Regions from separate parts of the Homo sapiens genome. Here region 1 is linked to region 2. A link is an interaction called in ENCODE POLR2A ChIA-PET data of the cell type or tissue named here. Cell type or tissue: OCI-LY7. All regions are shown on one strand.

The links. ChIA-PET counts read pairs that join two places held together with the same protein. Peaks named below come from ENCODE experiments on the same cell type or tissue, not always from the same donor. Only the 100,000 strongest peaks of a DNase experiment are listed, where the experiment ranks them.
Region 1: POLR2A ChIA-PET joins it to region 2 with 5 read pairs; 4 of 35 experiments call an interaction of 5 or more read pairs at or near these places.

The regions. Positions count from the first base shown.
Region 1 is chr5:173,811,757-173,814,256 of GRCh38, forward strand. No RefSeq gene overlaps it. Among named protein-coding and RNA genes, the nearest start is that of LINC01485, 22 kb to the left of the region's middle. In OCI-LY7, no CTCF peak of the experiment used is centred here; no DNase peak of the experiment used is centred here.
Region 2 is chr5:173,643,150-173,645,649 of GRCh38, forward strand. The region is part of intron 2 of LINC01863 (long intergenic non-protein coding RNA 1863); the gene reads left to right. Among named protein-coding and RNA genes, the nearest start is that of LINC01863, 2.0 kb to the left of the region's middle. In OCI-LY7, no CTCF peak of the experiment used is centred here; a DNase peak (open chromatin) is centred at 952; H3K4me3 peaks cover 1,207 bases; H3K27ac peaks cover 1,128 bases.

The sequences.
Region 1 (2,500 bases), 170 kb after region 2:
GTGAGTTATCATAAAATCTAGTTGTTTCAAAAGTGTGTAGCACCTCCCTGGCTTCTCTTTCTTCCTCCTGCTCCGGCCACATGAAGTGCTGGCTCCCCATTTGCCTTCTGCCATGATTTTAAGTTTCCTGAGGCCTCCCCAGAAGCCAAGCAGTTGCTACCATGCTTCCTATACAGCCTGCAGAACCATGAGCCAATTCGACCTCTTTCCTTTATAAATTACCCAGTCTCAGGTATTTCTTTATGGCAATGTGAGGATGGAGTAATACATTGATGGTGCTATCTTTTGCTTTAATGACTCTTACTGTTTTCAGTTCTACTCCTCACCCTACCACAGAGCCACCTGATATCTCTAATTCCTGAGATGTTTCAGGGTCCTCTGCTTTCTCTCTTATGTGCTTTCTCCAGTTGCCAAAGGAATTAGTATTCACCCATCTGCTTTCATTTTTCTAAAAATTAATTGATGGCTTCAGTAAAGTTTCAGGTTAAAATCAATGTACAAAAATTTGTAGTATTTCTATACACCAATAATGTTCAAGCTGAGAGCCAAATCAAGAACACAATCTAATTTAAAATAGCCACATACAAAAAATAAAATACCTAAGAATACACCTTACCAAAAAGGTGAAAGGTCTGCAAGGAGAACTACAAAACACTGCTGAAAGAAATCATAGATGACACAAACAAATTAAAAAAAAACAGCCATGCTCGTGGATTGAAAGAATCAATATTGTTAAAATGGCCCATACTGTCCAAAGCAATCTACAGATTCAACGCTATCTTTATTGAACTACCAATGTCATTTTTCACAGAATTGGAAAAAATTATTTTAAAATTCAAACGGAACCAAAAGAGAACCTGAATAGACAGAGCTACGTAAGCAAAAAGACCAAAGCCAGAGGCATCACGTTACCCTACTTCAAACTATACTATAAGGCTACAGTAACCAAAACAGCATGGTACTGGTACAAAAACAGACACATAGACCACATGGAACAGAATAGAGAACCTAGAAAAGAAGCCTCACACTTACAGCCATCTGATCCTTGAATAAGTTGACAAAAATAAGCAATGGGAAAAGGACTTCCTACTCAATAAATGGTGCTGGGACAGCTGGCTAGCCATATGCAGAAGAATAAAACTGGAGCACTACCTTTCACTATATACAAAAATTAACTCAAGATGGGTTAAAGATTTAAATGTAAGACCTCAAACTACAAGAATCCTAGGGAAAAACCCAGGAAATACCATTCTAGGCATTGGTCTTGGGAAATAATTTATGACTAAGTCCTCAAAAGCAATTGCAACAAAAACAACAATTTGACAAGTGGGACCTAATTAAACTAAAGAGCTTCTGCACAGCAAAAGAAGCTATCCACAGAAGAAACAGACAACCTACAGAGTAGAAGAAAATATTTACAAACTTTGCATCTGACAAAGGGCTGATATCCAGAATCTACAAGGAACTTGAACCATTTAACAGGAAAAAAACCAAACAACCTCATTAAAAATGGGCAAAAGACATAACCAGACACTTCTCAAAAGAAGACATACAAGTGGCCAATAAACAGAAAAAAATATTCTACATCACTAATCATCAGAGAAATGCAAATCTAAACCACAATGAGATACTCACACCAGTCAGAATGGCTATTAATAAAAAGTCAAAAAACAACAGATGTTGGTGAGGCTGTGGAAAAAGGGAATGCTTACACATTGTTGGTGGGAATGTAAATTAGCTTAGCCATTGTGGAAAGCAATTTAGAGATTTCTCAAAGAACTTAGAACTACCATTTGACCCAGCAATCCCATTACTGGGTATATATCCAAAGGAAACAAATCATTCTATCAAAAAGACACATTCACTCACATGTTCATCACAGCACTTCTCACAATAGCAAAAACATAAAATCAACCCTACTGTCCATCAACAGTGGACTGGATAAAGAAAATGTGGCACATATACACCGTGGGGTACTACACAGCCATAAAAAGAATGAAATCATGTCCTTTGCAGCAACATGGGTGCAGCTGGAGCCATTATCCTAAGGGAATTAACACAGAAACAGAAAACCAAATACCGCATGTTTTCACTTATAAGTGGGAGCTAAACGTTAGGTATTCATGGGGATAAAGATGAGAACAATAGACAGTGGGGACTACTTGATAGTGCAAGGAGGGAGGGGTCGAAGGCTGAAAAATTAACTGTTGGGTCCTATGCTTACAACTTGGCTAATGAGACAATTCGTATCCCAAACCTCAGCATCATGCAATATACCCATGCAACAAACCTGCACATGTACCCTCAAGCTAAAAATAACAGTTTAAACAGGAGAAAAAAAAATTTAACAGGAAAAAAAAGGAAGAAGATTCAACTTGGAAGAGACAGTAAGTAGAGGAGAGAAATTTTTCTGCCAGGTAAACCTTTCTTCATTTGATGGAAGCCCCACCCTTTTCATTATCCCCCACAGCTCCTTCACCTGCATTCCTAGGTAGAAGAC
Region 2 (2,500 bases):
TCTGTATTTTTATTTGCTAAATCTCACAACCCTCACCTTATCCTTCCTTTGGGCTTAAGCCAGCCTGGTTTGGTTTCCGAGTCTTTCAACCAAAGGGATCTCGGTAGAAGCAGGCAGTTGTGCAACTGGGGCCCAGGCACGTGACTCAACTTGCCCAGGGTCACAAGGCCAGCAACTTATATTGGTGGATTAGAACTCAGGTCTGCGACTTGGTAACCAGTGCTTCCTCTGCGACCTGACCTCTAAGGTGAGAGGCAGGGACATGGCAGAGAGGAGGAGATGGGTCTGAAGCTGATGCAACAGAATTGGGTTTGAACAGAATGTGGAGCGGGGAGGAGAGAAGGGGACTGGGGCTCACAGCTTTGTTGACTGAGAGGTGACATTACTTTTAATATTACTTATTAATTCACTCATGGCATATTTATCAAGCACCTACAAGGTGCAAGGCATGTGCTTATTTCTCTGATATCTGAAACGGGCTGATAGTATCAGTGTTTACCCTTTCCATTTTATAGACTGGGAGAGTGAAGCTCAGAGAAGCCACAGGTCTGGGGGCCTCTGGGGCTGGGGTTACATCCTAGGCCTCCTACCCAGAGCCCCCCACCACTCCCTGCCAGCCCACATGGAGGCCAGTCTGCTCCACGCCTCGCTGCATATTCAAATCCAACCCCCTACCCCCATCTGAGAAAAGCAATGCAAATTGGAATCACCAGTGAGCATTCAGTCTGTGTCCACCTTTGGCAACTTTGTCTGTCCTAACACATGTGATGTTTAATCCTGTGACCCTGTGCCCTGCATCCTGGCCACAGCTCTCCTGGCAGGACCCCAGCCACATCTTTCTACCTTGTGGGATAAAGGATGCTCAGGGTAGGGGGTGCAGGTAACAGGAGCTCAGGGCTTCAGCAGAGCCGGAAGTTGGATCCAGGCCTCTGGTGCCATGGTGACGGTTGCTATAGAAATGCACCAGCTGCACTCAGCACGCCTACCAGGATCTGTGGGGGTTTTTCATAGACTGGAGCCAACAGAGAAGGGGAACTCTGTAGTGGTGAGAGCCCTGGAGTGAGAGCCAAGCTTCATCTTGGGGCTGCCCTTCCCTGTGTCTCCATCTCCATCCCCTGCCATCCCCCTCCTGTCCCCCTCCTTAGTCTGTGCAGTCTCCAGCAATGGTAGCTTGGCTGCTGTGCTCTCAGCCTGCAATGCCCTTTCTGGCTTCTTCACTTGGCTAGTTCCCAGGTACCCTCCAAGCCTCATCTTAATGCTGTATTTCCTCCAGCAAATACCAAGTGTCTACTAAGCACAGGACACCATTCTGGCCACCAGGGACACAGCAGTGGCCAAGAATGACAAGGTCCCTGCTCTCATGGGGCTGCCAGTCTAGGTGGGAGTGACACAGGCATCAAGGGAGCGCCCAAGTAAATGAATGAGAACACATTCAGGTGATGCCGGGGAGAAACAAAGGAGGGCAATAGACAGGCAGTAATGGGGTTGTGGAGACTCGGTGGTCAGGGAAGCTGGGTCCAAGGAGTGGCATTGTCCTCCCTGAGCCCTCCAGCCCTCCTCCCCTCCATTTTCTGGTTCCACTGCATGGATTTTGTCCTTGAATCACAGCACTGATGACCCTAAAATGTCACTGCTTGTCTCCCAAACTTGTCTTCCAAACAGCTGCTTCCTCTTTGAAGGCAGGAGTGCAGCCTGATTTATCTCTGTGTCCCCTATGTCTGGCAATAACAGGGACTTGGTAAGGCACACATTCATAGAGTGCGTTCCATGGGCCAGGCAATGTCACAGACAGCTCTCATTTCCCCTGTATGTTGATTCCAAGACATAACTATGATTTGATCATCACTTTAGAGATTGAGGAAGCAAAGCTCATCTAGGGTTAGTGACCTGCTCCAGGTCCCGCAGCCAGTGCGTGGGAGGTTTGAGATTCAAACCCTACTCTACACTCTCTGTGCCCCTTGTATGTAATGCGGTCACAGCTTTATTAAGATATCATTCACATACCATACAATTCACCCTTTTAAGGTGTACATGCAAATGCTTTTCAGTCTATTCACAGAGTTGTGCAAACATCAGAACCATCCATTTTAGAACACTTGCATCAGAAAAAACAGGCTCATTTCTCTAGCGTGGGGGCCCACCGACCTCGGCTTTGTAGGAGGACTCGAAGTTCAGAAGTTGGCTGCAGTTGTAAATTTAGAGCTGAAGATTTCTGTGTGGGTTGCCTGACTTTTTCTTGACATATCAATAACTAGCTTTTTGCTTATTGGCACTTTAAATGTGTATGCTCGGCATCTCTGAATTAAAACCCCAATTCTCCACGGAAAATCTCTAAACAACCTACAGGCAAATAATTCAAATTCCAGGAGAGCCTTTGGAGGGCTTTCCTAGCTGGAACACGGGGTGTGCTGACCATGTGGCCACTCAGAATGTCTGGAATTCCCCAGACCCTGTGTTTGTAAAGCTCAAGGCTTTCTGGAAGCCTGACTCTGTGGCATGT